Regions from separate parts of the Homo sapiens genome. Here region 2 is linked to region 1. Evidence: read pairs that join two places in POLR2A ChIA-PET (ENCODE). Cell type or tissue: A673. All regions are shown on one strand. Links, peaks and the distances in the headings refer to the core of each region. The heading gives the core; the rest is flanking DNA.

Region 1 (8,329 bases), core at 184-8,183:
AAGTACTCACTAAGCAGCAGCTATTACTTGTATGATCTTCTCAGGAGACTTAAATAGCACAACACTGGGTTAGGCATTGAACAAGAAAATGATGCTATCTTGAAAATCACAATCTAATACAGAAATTAGCCTGCCCTAATTACAGTTCCCCATTATTATTAATTTAAAGAATAAGTAGCTGCTGGACAATAGATACACATGATCTCATGTAACTGTCCTACCACCCTAGGGAGGGAAGCATTACCAGCTCAATTTACAGATGATGAAACTGACATGCCCATGCTAAGTGAGGTGCCAATCATAGCTCCTAAATGGCAGAGGAGGAATTGGAACCCAGGCCAGCCTGACTCCTAAACTCCTCACCACTGCTTCCTTGTTCTCCATCATTCCCCATCTTGCTCTGCTTCCTTCACTCCAGCCTGGACCTGGGAATCTTGGAGCATCTCCCTGCAGCAAGACCTGCCCTCAAAGCCTTCACTGGCTCCACATATAAATGGCCAGTCACAACTTAAGGTATTTCCCCTCACAGAGCTATTTTCATTTGGCAAAAATAGCCACTAAACTTAAGCAGAGACTCTCAGCCTGGAATCCCCTAAGAGCAATGGTAGAGATGCATGAGCTGTTTTGCACATTTCAAAAAGCCATGAAGAAACTAAAATGCAATGTTTCATTGATTTATATTGGAATTACATCGACTCTCTGAGGTGATGCTTGTTATTTCAACCTGATTAGAAGCTCTGATTGATAGACAGTTCCTTATGTCTTTGATGAATAAAAAAATGGGAAATCTAAATATATATGGCCTGTTGCACAGTTAAAAGCTCATCAAAGCCTGAACTCAGCCATGCATGGTAGCTCACGCCTGTAACTCCAGCACTTTGCAGGGCCAAGGTGGGAGGATAGCTTGAGCCCAGGAGTTCAAGACCAGCCTGGACAACATGGTGAAACCCCATTTCCACAAAAAATACAAAACCTAGCCAGCCATGGTGGCATGCACCTGTAGTGTCAGCTACTCAGAAGGCTGAGGTGGGAGAATCACTTGAGTCCGGGAAGTCAAGGCTGCAGTGAGCCATGATTGTACCACTGCACTCCAGTCTGGGCAACAGAGGGAGAGCTTGTCTCAAAACAAAAACAAACCCCCAAATCACAAAATACCCCTGAGCTCCATGGGATAAAATAATTTTACAAGTGCACTCGGTGATGAACTATCCATGGTCACTGAGCTAAAAGGTCACAGCATAAATCATGGAATATCAGGCACTAGGTTGGTTCTGGTAGAGTTTCTCAGCTATCCGTCAAACTCCATGGACTCTTTCTTCCACAGTGATGCAATCAGAGCCAGGCATAACTGATTATTAAGACTGCAACCCCCAATCTCTCTTGCAGTTAGCTATGACCATGTGGTTGACTTTTTACTAATGAAACACGAGCAGAAGAGATAAATGCTTCATTTTGGCTGGTGTATTAAGAGAGCGGGCGTGCCTCCTCCATCTTCCCCTTTTTGGCACCTGCAACCCAAGCTATGCAGACAGATAGGAAAGTGCTCATCACATGTGATCCATAGACCAGCTGCTCCTCCCAAACTATTTGTTTCCCATCCACAATGAGATAAAGATCTTGTACTAGGACACAAGTCAATAACATCTCTACACACATTGTTTAGTACAGCTGACTTTTTTTTTTTTTCATAGCAAGATGCTCTCGATGAAGGAAGCCGTACATTGACTTGCATTCTAATGCAAGCTCCTTCTCTCCCTGCAGGCCAGCCCTTTGAGTAGTGCTGCTGTAGGGAATGGTAGAGACCCCAGGTGGTGTGAACCCAGGTTTCTGATTATCAATGTGGAACAGAGCTGCCTGCCAACCTGGAACACCTGCCCTGGACAGAAAAGAGAAATAGACTTCTCTTTTGAATGGGTCATTGCATTGCAAGGTCTCTTTCTCATAGAGTTTAGCTTTCCCCTAACTATGTCAGTGGGGTTAATCATATTTACCCAGCTGTCTGTAGTGAGGATTTTAAGAGGTGTATGAGAGGACACCCAGCCAGGATCTACTGGGGCTTATTCATATCAACTGAATCAAACATGCAAAGGTTCCATTCTCTAACTGGAAACAGTCCACTGTCTTTTCTGGTTAGAAGTTTGGACTCAGCCTCCTTTTCCTGGAGGACAATGTATCGATTCAAATCTCTTGAGTCCCATCTTTGTGCCTAAGACTGGGCCAGGCACTGTGGAGGCAGTATCGAGCCAGATGACATGGGTGCTGTCCTTACAGGGTGCTACAGCAAGTCATGTGGCCCAGCCGTAGTCTGCAGGCAGGAAACCTGTAGGCTGGGGTGGCCTTGGAGCAAGAGCTAAGGTGAATGGAGGGGCCTAGGTATCTCCTGGCGTGTAATGGACACAAGAAACAGTGTTGCCTGAATTAGCAGAAGTGTTGTGCTTTCTAAACAATTATTTCTACACTTGAATGTCTTTACAGTGGCTTCCCCTTAGTTTCATGGGGATGGGAGGAGGTGGAGGATTTCATTTGAAAGATTCTAAAATAATCTTGGTTAAACTAAAGAGAAAGAGCATTTTTCTACAACTTAATTTGGAGAGATAAGGGTTTAATGCGCCTCCAAAGATCCACGGTTGCAGAAGGCATTTCTTAGACCTGGGCATTTCTTAGGTTTGTTGTTCATTCGCCAAATACTTATCAAGCACCACTATGATCCAGGTGCTCTGCAGACACACAGAGGAACAATACCAAGTCCCTGTGTTGAAGCAAGCTCACTGTGTGGGAGGCAGCACGCCTAGGGATGATCAGTTGCCTGCCAATGGAACACTTGCCTACTGACAGAGCCTGGGAACGGAATGCAGAGAGGCTGGGAACCCGGGAGGGATGGAGCCCAGGCCAGTCTGTGGACCTTTTTCTTTTGATTTTCACTTAGCTCACTCACTGAGGATAGTATTATTGTATTTGGTTGGCTACCAAACTATTAATGATCTTAAAATTGACTTTTTTTCTCTTAGACCCAGACACATGCATGAAAATACTCTTCAGATCCAAGAGTACTCAGTCATGCAATGTGAGTGTGTAATCACTTAAGAATATATTGAACACCAAGCACAGTGGCTCATGCCTGTAATCCCAGCACTTTGGGAGGCCACGGCTCACTTGAGGTCAGAAGTTCAAGACCAGCCTGGCCAACATGGTGAAAACTCATCTCTACTAAAAATACAAAATTAGCCAGACGTGGTGGTGCATGCCTGTGATGTCAGCTACTCCACAGGCGGAGACAGGAGAATCACTTGAGCCGGGAAGGCAGAGGTTGCAGTGAGCCCAGATTACGCCATTGCACTCCAGTCTGGGTGACAGAGCAAGACTCTGTCTCAAAAAAAAAAAAAAAAAAAAAAGAAGAAGAAGAATGTATTGAATCAGCAGATACTCAGACACAAGTGTATGTTTTCAACTTTATCAATATCAATATATCAATATCAACACCATGTTGACATGGAACACTAAAGACCCAACAGGGAGGCAATTAACAAGCATTTGAGGAGGAATAGACCTCACCTATTCCAACCACACGGCCAACTCTGGCAGCCAAAACGTGGGCAACAGCATCCTACCAGCTTCTATTTATTGTTGCATTGCTATGGTGCTGATCCCCTTTGTATCCATGGTATTTAGAACCTCGGGGATTGGGCTGGTGACCATTCTTTAGATCTGAGAACAGAAGGAGCAGAGGAACGTTGAGCAACTCTAGAGGGGTGTGTATGTGGCAGTTTAGGGACAGTTTGAGCTTTCAGGTAGAGGCAGCCTAGGGAAACTGGCATAAAGCAGTTTCTTTCTCTATTCCATGGAAGTTGCATGCTTGTGAAAAGGGCCAGCTATCTTCTGTCTTGCCATACAAGTGGGCAGAGCTGCCTGGGAATACCAGGTGGGTTAAGGATACTGCCCTTAACCTTAAGGTGGAGGGCAGCAGAGGGGGAGAGAGAGACAGAGAGAGAGAGAGATTGGGGAGGAGGGGAGAGAGAGAGGGATGGGAAGGGGAGGAGAAGAGAGAAGGGGAGTGGAGGGGAGGGGAGGGTATGGGAGTGGAGAGGAGGGGAAGGGAGGGGAGAGGAGGGGAGAGGAGGGGAAGGGAGGGGAGAGGAGGGGAGAGGAGGGGAGAGGAGGGGAGGAGATCTGCAAGAAAGAGGCAAGGTCCAGAAAAAGAGAGAGAGATCTGCAAGGAGGCAAGGTTCCAAAATCTATGGGCTGGGACAGCAAAGATGTGGCCTACGAAGAGAAAGGTCTGGAGAATCAGAAGGCCTTCAAATGGTGGTTCCAAATCCCTCCAGCAAAGCCCATCCATCTTTAGAGCTCACCCGTCTCCAGCTACACCCCCCACCCCTCCCGGCCCAGATCAGGCAGCGGGGTCGCCCTCTCCAGGACTCTCAAGGCAGCTAAGGCTGGAGGCGCCGGCGAGCCTGGAGAGGGAGGAGTTCACTAAATTGTGTTGGATGGAAGGCGTCGAGGACCGGAGGAATTAATCCGATGTGGGGAAGGCGGACGGGGCTACGAGGAAAAAAGAGGGGGCAATGTACACTCAGCCTTTTCATCACTCGGCGGGGAGATGGATGGTTTTCCGGACCGGGCGTCCCAGCGCCCCGGTTAGCTATAGGGAGACGTCAGAGCGCTCTGGTCCGCGATAGAAGAGCCCCCCAGCCCCCCCGCCCGGGCTTCCATATAAAGTAGGGGCCCTAGTGGAGGCCGCAGCAGTAGCACCAGCGGCTGCGGCGGCGGAGCTCCTCCGAGGTCCGGGTCACCAGTCTCTGCTCTTCCCAGCCTCTCCGGCGCGCTCCAAGGGCTTCCCGTCGGGACCATGCGCGGCCGTGAGCTCCCGCTGGTCCTGCTGGCGCTGGTCCTCTGCCTGGCGCCCCGGGGGCGAGCGGTCCCGCTGCCTGCGGGCGGAGGGACCGTGCTGACCAAGATGTACCCGCGCGGCAACCACTGGGCGGTGGGTGAGTGTCCTGGCCGCGGGAGCCGCGCGCTTGTCCTCCTCTGGATCAGCCAGCCGGAGGGGACCTGTCTCCCCATTTCTTTGCGTTTCCCTGGCCCAGCTTTGGGAGCTGGGTTTGTTGTGACCTTTCTATCGGCAAACACCTTCCCCGTTCTCCTAAAACTCCACCCCACCTTTCCCCATTCTAGGGAGCCCATGAGTCCCTAGTCAGCCGCAGGCTGGTCCGCTGATCCTTTCCCGCTCGCTTCCAGCCTGTCTTCCCCAGGGCACCCGAGCTCCCAACAGCCAACCCCGGTGCAGATCACCTTCCCTCTGCGCCCATCCTACATCTCCTTTTGTCCGCCTAGTCTCAACCTGTCTGGCACGGTACTCTCCTAGAATAATCTTGGGGAGCGTTGTCCCTTGAAAGCATCTCAGAACCCTGGTCCAGCTCGGTGGCCTCAACAGCGACTGGCATGGGCTGAAATCTAAGCTGCGCCTATGCTCCCCGCAAAGCCACAGGTGTGGGGACCTAGGGTGCAGCGCTCCCGCCCCGGGTTTCACATCTGTTCAGTGCGCAGTGCCCTGAATCCCGCCTGTCTGTGACTCTCTGGAGTTTCCTCAGTCCTTCTCTTCGCTTTGCAGCGATATTCTTTTCCCTGCCCTTTTGCCCTCCCTCTTTCCAGCCAGCAGGCTCTGAGCTTGGGGAATCTCGCCTGCTCTCCAAGCTCATCCCGATCTCTCTGCCCCTCTGAGCTCCGCTCTTTCTCCGCCCTTCTTGACCCACGACTTCGCCCTTTCCCCTCGCTCCTTTCCCATTCCCTCTGCAACAGGTCCTGCTCTCTAGGCACCGGCTTGGAGGCTCCCTCGCCATGGCCCCTAGAACCCAGGCGGAGAGGACGGCCGCGCTGCGGGTGCGGAGGGCGCCTGCGGGTGGGGTCAGGATTCCGCCCTGCGCGCACTCGCTGCTTTCGCTCAGCTGGGAGGCAGGAAGCGCCTGGCAGCCTCGGCTCACCCAGCATCACCCCAGGGCTCTCGGCGTCGCCGAGCATAGCTTCCAGCAAACGCAGAGCGTCCAACTTCCTCACTCCCCCACCTACCCGCCCCACAAAAGCCAACTACAACAACCCCAACCAGCTTCTTGGGAAGCTGGTTAATCCCTGAAGAGATTTAAGAGTGTGTATGTGTGTGTGTCTCTGTGTGTGTGTGTCTCTGTGTGTGTGTGTGTGTGTGTATTTCCTTAGCCATCTACTTAGAACGGGCGCTGGGGAACGGTGTGTTGAACAAGTACTTGCTAATTCATATATCGGCTGATTCACAAATCTTGATAGAAGATAAATAATTTGGGGGAAGGAGTGGGACTGGAACTGTTGCTTCCTCAGCTCGTCTGTGTCGTGTGTGCTTTTGTGAGGGAAGTCGAGATCTTTGGGCTGCAATAGAGTGGTTTCCACTGTTGCTAAAATAATCATTTGCCAAGTCTTGACAGTTCCAGAGATGAGAGGATGTGTGATCGCTGAGGGACAGGAGGAACCCAGCAGTCTGGTGTGGAGAGGAGAGGTTGGAATGGGTGAAGCTGAAAAACCCTCCATTTCAAGAATGAAGGATGCTTAGCAGGTGTTGAAGAATCCAAACTTAGAATTGATGCTTCTTAAAGAGGGCTTCTGGGAGCTTAGATCAAGTGGCCATTATCTGGCCCAGCCACCAGCCAATGGGGCTGGAAAGATGGAATGAAAGTTCTGGATTCCCAATCTCTTTGTACTCATCTATATTATTGCACTAATAAAGCTTATTATTAGGTAACGCTTGCAGGCCCAAAGGAGGACAATAGAGTTAACTGGGGAGTGGCATCGTGTTATTTCTGGTGCAAGTCAAGCCAATCTTGATTTGCTGTAGTTCCGCAGAACATCTGTCTCCAGGTATTTAGGGTGTCTGCCGTTTAATTGCCCTTCATAGTGGTACTTGAGCATTCCTAACCCAAAAGAATACCAACCAGTGGTGACCCCAAATACCATTTTCATATTTATTCTCAAATGCACTTTTTTCTCTCCCTTTGATAACTGTGCAGAGTTGAGGAGGAGCAAGGGAAAGAGGGAGGTGAAGTAGAAACTCACATTTTAGCCTAAAATTACCTTGCGGTTGAGAAAACGTTTGCTTTGAGTAACATGCCCTCTGTTGGAATATGAGCATTGACAAGGATGAATGATGTTACACTTCAAATTTAGCTTTCAGTTATCTCAAGAAAATGCTTATCCTCTTCAATCACCAAAGACATGTAGTTTAGTTTTAATTATATAAAACCAAAGCTACATGCTGCTGTCCATGAGGATGCTGTCAGCACACATTTACAGGCTTGGTAAGTAAATTGCTTCTTCTAGCTGAGAGAAGCATGGTGCAGCAATGGAAAAAAGGTTAACAGCTTGAAAACTTAACAAATTTTTATCTGGCTTGATGTTCGTGGAAATGTTTTGTTTGTGTGATGAAAATATATGACAACACTTATACTGGCTACTATTCCCTGTGCACCCATGAAATGCTCCTAACTGTGGTTCTAACTTGGACGTGAGACATATCCCAGAAGGTTGAATTTGGAAATACCAGTATTCCACTGCAGAATGGCTTGTTATGGCCCCAGAAACTGTGGAATAGAATTTAAGTGTGGGTCCAAAAATACTACTTCTTAGTAGTACTCAACACTTTCATCTATGTCTTATTCATTTCTGTTTCAAACCTTCCCTTTAGTAGTATCTTTAAATGATTAATAAAAAGAACAAAAGCTCTTTTTTTCTCTGATCAAGGTTTTATTTTTTCAAGTGCCTGTCTTTTGTCTATGGTGAGGTTTCCATTATTATGATATGGGCACTTGACAGATGATGTTGGGAGAAGAGGTGGAAGTGGGCGTATCATCCATGTTGCCATGGAGATGACGATTTGGTTGACAGTCACTAGCTCAAAAGCAAAACTGGACCCAGGGAATGTGTACTTCCCTGGGATGTTACAGATAGCGTGCTCTCCTTAGCAACCAGTCTATGGAACTAGAGATAAAGAACTGATCCCCACACATTCCCCATATATGCAAGTACTGAAAGTTAGTACAATCACAGAATGGAGAATAACTTTCTCCTCCCATTTTAGAAAAGTCCACAAAATTATTCAGGCATGACAAAAATGAGGTTCTTATGTGTGATATCTGCATCACTTCTCTGTTTTACTGGCAATAACTCTTTCTCATTTCCAGCATTCTAACTAGATGATAGTCAGTTAGAAGGGCAAGGTGATCTAGGTCATCACTGGGAGTATCAGGATTCTAATCCTGCCTTCCAACCATCATGATTTAATTTCCTCCATATAAATAAAGTCAAATGCATC
Region 2 (8,329 bases), core at 278-8,277, 340 kb before region 1:
CAGGCGTGAGCCACTGCGTCTGGCCTGAATTTTGTATTTGTAATCTAGTACTTGAACATTTTTTTGCTTCTGGAAAAATTTTCCACTGAGTGGCTGTACTTTAGGTTGTCTGTGGGTGCAATTTACGTTGACCAAAGTTTAAAACAAAACAAAACTTGATGGTGAAAATATGCCAGGTTAGCAAAAGCCTATATTCTGACCCTTTCCCCCGGCACTTCGCTTCCCATGTTTGTTTGACCATGCCTAGATACTTATATTCTGCACACTGGGATTTGGGGGTGATAGAAGGGTGAGTGGAGAAGGATCTATGAATAATTATTTTATTTCTGGAACTACTCTGTTCAGTAGTGTGGTAGCCACTAGCCACATATGACTACTGAGCACTTGAAATATGGCAAATCCTAATTGAAATAAGCTGTAAGTATAAGATACATATCAGGTTTTGAAGATGTAATGAAAAAAAACAGAATATCTTGTTTTTTATATTGATTACATGTTGAATTCATAACATTTTGGCTATTTCACCTTTCCCCCCCCTTTTTTTCTCTTTTTCAAAAAATTAAAACTTTTTTTTCCTGGAGATGAGTGTCTTGCTGTGTTGCCCAGGCTGGTCTCAAACTTCTGGACTCAAGTGATCTTTCCCACTCAGGCTCCCAAAGTGTTGGGATTATGGGCATGAGCCACTGTGCCAAGTCCTTTTTTTCCTATTTTTAAAATATGACTGCTAGAAAATGTAAAACTAGATATGTGGCTTTTGTTATACTTCCCTTGGACAATGCTGTTCTGGAATGGTGGGTGGACATTCAAATAAATTTAGCAATGAAATTTTTCTGGTGCCCTGCAGTATTCATATTTGTTGATAACATTGAGTCTCTCCTTCTGTTAACAAAGATAGTGCTAGTTTGGCCCCTTTTTCTCTCTCAGGTGTTCCTAATTCACCTGTCTCCATCACAGGTCTACACAGCCACACTGGGTTGGTGTTTGCTTCATTATGGAAAGGGAACCAGTATTAATCACAGGTTTGCTGTGTGCTGGATGCCTTATACTTACTGTCCCCTGTAAGGTTATACTTCACATTCCTGTTGAGACTCACAGCTTGAGTGACCAGCTGAAGAATGCTCCACTAGTAGGTGATCGACCCTAGATTTGAACCAGGGTCTGGCCAGCTTTGAAATTCTTTTCTGTTTCTACCACTTTGTACATCTTTTCCGTGTAAAAGCTCCAGTTTGCTGCTGGTGTTCCGTACCTCTCGGGAGCCCTTGTCGTCTAGAGTGTATTTCTCACACTTTAGTTTGCATACAAATCACTTGGGGATCTTTTTTTTTTTTTTTTTTTGAGACAGAGTCTCGCTCTGTCGCCCAGGCTGGAGTGCAGTGGCGCGATCTCGACTCACTGCAAGCTCTGCCTCCCGGGTTCATGCCATTCTCCTGCCTCAGCCTCCCGAGTAGCTGGGACTACAGGCCCCCGCCACCATGCCCGGCTATTTTTTTTGTATTTTTTAGTAGAGACGGGGTTTCACCGTGTTAGCCAGGATGGTCTCGATCTCCTGACCTCGTGATCCGCCTGCCTCGGCCTCCCAAAGTGCTGGGATTACAGGCGTGAGCCACCGCGCCCAGCCTCACTTGGGGATCTTGTTAAAATACAGATAATGATTCTGTAGGGCTGGGATGGGCCCAAGACTGCATTTCTAAGTAGCCTCCTGGTGCCATTGACCCTGCTGGTTCATGGCCTGTCACGCTCTGAGTAGCAAGGCTCTCTGCTCCTCCCTTGGTCTCGGACCTGCTTCCTCTCTGCTTCCAAAGCGATAAGATTCTCCAGGCCTTCCCTGACACCACAGGGACTTACCCTCTAGCTTGGCATGTGATGCTAGCAGGGAGCAGACATGGGGGCCAGGACTGTTTTTTTTGATCACAGATGCCCAGTTCTGGCATGAATGCTAATTTCTGAGTACTCAGGATCTGAATGGATCCGGGGTTTATTCCTCTCCCTACATTTCTGCATTACTCCACCTTTGATATTGTGATCCCTTTGACACTTGTAGTCGGATCAGATGGAAAAGAATTTTAATATTGTGATTGCATCCAGGAGATGGGGCAAAGGTGCCTGTTATGACTTCATGAAGACTGTCAGGCCTTAGGTCAGCACAGACAAGTGACTTTGGGCCTAGTGCAATGGCTCACGCCTGTAATCCCAGCACTTCGGGAGGCTGAGGCTGAGGTGGGAAGATCACTTGAGGCCAAGAGTTTGAGACCAGCCTGGGCAACATGGTAAACCCCGTCTCTACAAGAAATAAAATTAGCTGGCTGTGGTGGTGTGCACCCGTAGTCCTAGCTACTTAGGAGACTGAGGCAAGAGGATCACTTGAGCCCAGGAGTTAGAGGCTGCAGTGAGCTAGGATCACACTACTGCACTTCAGCCTGGGCAACAGAGTGAGACCTTGTCTCGAGAAAAAAAAAAAGCAGAAAAGAAAAGTGACTGTGTTTGGTTCACGGATTCAGTATCCAGTGAGAGATGCGGACTGAAGGCAGTTAGCTTGCCACCGTTTCTGCCCCCTTGCCTGATGAGGAATAGAGGTGACTTGGGAGTTTTCCTTAGAATGGGGGTTAGAAGAGCCACTTCATGTAGCAGTGTTGGAAAACGGCTAGTCACATCACCTCTCCAGCACGTGATGGAGACAGCCTCCATTGGGTCCTTGGGTGAAGCTGTCCTGGGGAAGGTTGCCTTGGGGCCTGGACCAAACAGGAGATTGAGTTGCAGGAAGGAGTTCACTGTGTTATATGTTTAAACTCTTATGTAAGAGACTGGAGAATTTTACTTAGTGGGTTTATTTTACTTTGGGAAGGCACATTGATTAAATCAGCTATAGCAATAAATAAATGTCTGTTGCATGAGTTCAGTTTTAACTTCCCCATCTCTCTACAAGAAAGTCTGCCATTTCACAGAAATTCTAGTTGAAATTTAGATCTTACTGGACATCTGGGCACTGAGAGTTCTGTGTTATATGAATCTGGCACATTGAATTGGATTTATTAATCGTTGGCTAAGTCTGTCAACTCCCTGTGCTGTGCAGAATCCTGTGCCTGGCATGGTGACAGTATCGGCTCTGGGCCTGTGAGTGTGGCCCTTATGGAATCACAGATTGTTGGAAGGGGAGTGGAGTGGGGTTTGGAAGAATAGGGACAAGGTTGGGTGTGTCCTAAGGATGGTCAAGGCTGTGGGGCCAGCCCTGGATTAAGGAAGTGGAACTATGGAAGTTAGTCACAGTTGGGGGGTGAGTTTAGAATGTAGCTAGGGCAGAATGTTGCCATAGCATGCCAAGAGTCAGGGTAAGTTAAAGAGTCAGAGACTGGGCAGGTTGGCTGGGCATGGTGGCTCACACCTGTAATCCCAGCACTTTGGGAGGCTGAGGTGGGCAGATCAATAGAGGTCAGGAGTTCGAGACCAGTCTGGCCAACATGGTGAAACCCAGTCTCTACTAAAATGACAAAAAGTAGCTAGGTGTGGTGGCATGCACCTGTATTCCCAGCTACTCGGGAGGCTGAGTCAGGAGAATCACTTGAACCTGGGAGGCAGGAGTTGCAGTGAGCTGAGATTGAGCCACTGCACTCCAGCCTGGGCGACAGAGCAAGACTCCATCTCAAAAAACAAAAAAAACAAAACGAAAAAAAACCACTGGGCAGGTAGACCTTCAGAGGACATCAGAAGGCCAAAGATGATGGGCACAAGTCCGGTGAAATAGGCAAGGACGGGAACACATACAGATGCAGGACAGATGGCCATGCACAAGTGCATGATGGCAGGAGTCGGCAGTCCGAAAGATCTGTGATCTGTGGTGCTGATAGGAGAGGCCCCCCTGAAGGACTACCATGGAATGAATGAGTGAGTTGGTGAATGAATGAAGACCATATGAGCTACCAGTTCCAGTGATCACTGGATAACTGCAGCCTGAAGTGGAGCCAACTTCACCCAGCCTTCACGTGGAGTGGTGACTAAGGGCCCCCGTGGCCCAGGTGGCTGAGGTGAGGGGTGTGCATTGGGAGAGGCAGTAGCTCCTTGCCTGGCAAAGTTCATACGAGAAGGCTCTGAAAGACTAGATTGTTTAGAGTTTGCATGATTTGTAGGACATGATCAAGCTATGCAGTAAGAAAGGCAGCTCATTCTGAGGCCCAGGGTTAGCAGCTGTCAGGAGGACCTGACATCAAGAACTCAAGCGTCATCTTGCACTAAGCTTACTCCGCATTCTTTTGAGGACCACATGCCCTTGGTTGTCTCTTTTGCTTCCCCCTTAGTAGAACTTCTTTCCTATACACATGGGCAAACAATGCTGTTCCACAGCTCCTGTGTCTCCATGTCCTCATTTTAAATACTAGTGGACATCACCTGTAGTCCTCTGTCCTACTTGCAGTTCTCAAGGCCAAAAATCTCACTGGGCCTGGTCTAATCAGCTGTGGAGGGCAGGTTGTTCTTGTTCTTAGCCCTAAATAGGTGACAGTAGCCTTTAGTGAAGGTGGCCAGTGGGGTTGTGAGGCACGCCCGGCGGGGCCTGCTACAGTAGGAGCCATAGAGGCAAATCTGATACATTAGCGTCTCTTGTGTCTGGCCAAGGCGTTCCTCATTGTAAAATGCGATGCTTTCTAGAGAATGTCATTGTGAGAAAAAAATCTTTGTTCAGACATTGGCAAAACAATTAATTAAATGAGTAGAGTCAATGAGAAGTGAGCTATGCATGTTTATTGGGTAAGTGTAAAAGCTGGCGGCAAAAAGACAATGCAAGTGGCGACTGCCTTTTTCATTTTTTTTGAGAGGGAGTCTCGCTCTGTTGCCCAGGCTGGAGTGCAGTGGCACAGTCTCGGCTCGCTGCAGCCTCCGCCTCCCGGATTCTCTTGCCTCAGCCTCCCAAGTAGCTGAGATTACAGGTGCTTGCCACCACGCCCGGCTAATATTTTTGTATTTTTAGTAGAGACAGGGTTTCATCATGTTGGCTGGGCTGGTCTCGAACTCCTGACATTGTGAGCCACCTGCCCCAGCCTCCCAAAGCGCTGGGATTACAGGAGTGAGCCACCATGCCCGGCTGTTGGCAGCTGCCTTTTTCTATAGCATGTACTCTTGTTCATACATTAAAAACAACACTGTTGGCCAACGATTGTTTTTTTCAGTGGTAGGGGTGGATTTTCCTTCGTTCATTCCGTCTTTCGTCTGTTCTCCTTACAGCCTTGAGCACAGAGTTGTTACTTGACTGTACTGTTTTGGGGGTGTAGTTTGTAGCTTTGCCTTAATTCATTATTGTGAGAAAGGAACTTACCTGTAAGTAAATTGGATTTGTGTCCTTAACTTTTAACACTGTTTTCTGACATGCTTACGTGGATTCTAGGGGCAAGGACAGGATGAATACAAAAAAGGGAAGGATTGGATCCAAATAGAGGTTCTGAAAAAGATGTTTTGGTGGAAGTGTGAAAAAAGAGAGGGATGGAGTTGGACAAAAAAGAAAGGTGATCCAGAGAGGGAATGGTGGGAACACTTACCAGGAGAAGAAAGTGTGCAGAGGCCGCTGAGCATAGCTGTCTGGCTCGATAGACACTTGTTTGTTAAGAAATGATGAAAAGCAAGAGTTGCAGTGAAGATGAGCTAACGGGTGACTTGGTCACCTTGGTAGAATGCAGCTAGGGAAACTCTGTTTATTTGGAGCCATTTTGAGATCTAAGTCGTTAGGCCTCAGAGCAGTGCCGAAAAGTGGGTCATCTTATTATCCCACTTTATTCCTGAGGAACTTGAGGCTCAGAGAGGTTAATGGATATGCCAAGGCTAAGTTGGAGTTGGCATTTGTACCCGGATCTTTCTCACCCTGAAGTCTGTAACCTTTACCGTTCTTTAATACAATTGCCAGAGTGGATGAGCTCTTTTGAGTGTGGAAAGTGAATCTTTTTTCTGTTTTCTCTTTACTCAGAAATTGCAAAAACAGTATGTCTAGCTTGCAGTATTAGCTCCATAAATGCATAGCAAATGCTTGTTGTCTGAATAATTGTTGGACTGAGACACTGAAGGTAGGAAATTTGGCCAAATGACTGGTGGAATTGTTCAAACCTAAAGTTCAGGGTCTTTTATAGGTACATAGATGTATATTTGAGCCCTCTCATAGGCGCGCGCGCACGCGCGCGCGTCTGTGTGTGTGTGTGTATGTTTGGGGCCCCTCAGAGGTATATATCTGGCAAAATGCAAGTCTGGTTTATCTGGCCAATGTTAATTTTGGAAAAGATTAAGCACATAGTTTAGCACTTGATGTAATACTGTGATTAGGCTTTACTGCTTTTGATTTAGATGGCTCAGAATTTTAAAAAAATTCTCTTCTAATCTTGAATGTTAGGATATTACTGACTTCACTTGAAGTTTCAAATTGAGCTATAACATATTTGGTTACACAGTGGTCTAATTTCAGGTCACTGAAGATAGGAAGAATCTGTTCTGCATCTGTTTTGCTTCTTTTTTCTTTTTTTCTTTTTTTTTTTTGAGACAGAGTCTCGCTCTGTCGCCCGGGCTGGAGTGCAGTGGCGTGATCTCGGTTCACTGCAGCCTCTGCCTCCTTCAAGTGATTCACTGCAACCTCTGCCTCCTGGGTTCAAGTGATTCTCCTGCCTCAGCCTTCCAAGTAGCTGGGATTACAGGGGCCTGCCACCAAGCCCAGCTAATTTTTTGTATTTTTAGTAGAGACGACGGGGTTTCACCATGTTGGCCAGGCTGGTCTTGAACTCCTGACCTCAGCTGATCCTGCCTCGGCCTCCCAAAGTGCTGGGATTACACGCATGAGCCACTGCACCCAGCCTGTTTTACTTCTTAAAAGACCTTGCTGGGTTGTGTGTCTGCAAGGGGCACGCAAGTTGAGGATGCTGTTTATCATATTGCATGTGGTTGTTGTAAGTTTTGAGGACATCTGTCTTGTTATCACCTATGGAAGTTAAGTCACTTGGTTAGAATTTTGTAACTTCTAAAAGGCAGAGCTCACCTCAGTTTGTCTTATAGAAAGCCCATGCTTTAAATCACCTACAGTGTCCTGTGGTTTATAGGTGTCATTTTTATAGCTAATTGGTGTCAGGCTCAGATATCTTTGACGTTCAAAGCCACTGCTAGGTCAACCAGTATTTCTCCTATTGTCAAGAGCCATGAGGCATTTCTTGCTTCAGGAGACTGATGTGGCTGTAGCTACTCAATGTCCATAAACATTAAGAGATCTTGTGCTGCTTTTATTCATTGTTTTTCCTTTACAGTATCTATGTGTGCCTACTTGTGTGCATTTTACAATACAAATAGCTTCTTTTTGGAAATACTTCCAGAACCATCAAACAAGGTTTTTTATTTTTTATTTTTTGAGACAGGGTCTTGCTCCGTCTCTTAGGCTGGGGTACAGTGGTGCAATCTCAGCTTACTGCAACCTCTGCCTCCCGGGCTCAGGTGATCCTCCCACCTCAGCCTCCTGCGTAGCTTGGGACTATTAGGTGCACGCTGCCATGTGTGGCTGATTTTTCAGTTTTTAGTAGAGACGGGGTTTCACAATGTTGCCCAAGCTGGGAACATAGTTTTTATAATCATTTCTATGGCATGAAACTTTAGGTGGAGTCTCTTTAGAAATACTTCATTCTTGCTCTCCCTCCATATTTGGAGATTTGTTAACTTGTTCTTTCCTTAAGTCATCTTGGGTTGATGCAGAGGTGTGTCTGGAGAGGAAGTACTGCCAAGAAAAGCATGGAGTTAGAGTTGTCAGGAAAATGGGCTGGAAGCACCTCCCTCACATGATAACTATAGGATGCATGCCTGTTTCCTAAAACCAGTTCCTAAAGAGAATATATTTTTAAGAGGCAGGGTCTTGCTCTGTTGCCTAGGCTGGAGTGCAGTGATCTGATCTCCGCTCATGGCAGCCTTGAACCTGTAGGCTCAAGCAATCCTCCTGTCTCAACCTCCCAAGTAGCTGAGACTGCAGGTGTGCAACACCATTCCTGGCTAATTATTATTTTTATTTTTTGTAGAGATGGGGTCTTGCTTTGTTGCTTGGGCTGGTCTCAAACTCCTGGCCTCAAGTGATCCTCCCATCTTGACCTCTTAAAGTGTTGTGATTAGAGGTGTGAGACACCATCCCCAGTCTCCAAAGAGAATAATTTCTTAAACCCAGCTTTACGTTTGTCCCAGAGATATCTCATCCTGAAAGATTCCAGCATCAGATAAGCTTGGGTAATGCTAAAGCCCTGGATTCCCACTTTGAAGATTCACATTGGAGGTTCATGTTAGCTCTGGAAAGTTCTGAGAAGCCTTGAGAAAAGAAATCAGGCTGTGTGTGTGTGTA

What was found. Peaks named below come from ENCODE experiments on the same cell type or tissue, not always from the same donor. Only the 100,000 strongest peaks of a DNase experiment are listed, where the experiment ranks them.
Region 2: POLR2A ChIA-PET joins it to region 1 with 7 read pairs; 1 of 35 experiments calls an interaction of 5 or more read pairs at or near these places.

Annotation. Positions count from the first base shown.
Region 1 is chr18:59,215,420-59,223,748 of GRCh38, forward strand. GRP (gastrin releasing peptide) reads left to right here and starts at 4,739. Exons shown (of 3, transcript NM_002091.5): 1 at 4,739-4,985. The coding sequence starts at 4,847. RefSeq lists an enhancer at 3,959-4,573. In A673, for the core only: CTCF peaks have their summits at 4,702 and 4,913; DNase peaks (open chromatin) are centred at 4,612, 6,003 and 7,877; H3K4me3 peaks cover 3,845 bases; H3K27ac peaks cover 3,273 bases.
Region 2 is chr18:58,874,616-58,882,944 of GRCh38, forward strand. All of the region lies in intron 2 of ZNF532 (zinc finger protein 532), which reads left to right. Among named protein-coding and RNA genes, the nearest start is that of ZNF532, 14 kb to the left of the region's middle. In A673, for the core only: no CTCF peak of the experiment used is centred there; no DNase peak of the experiment used is centred there; H3K27ac peaks cover 273 bases.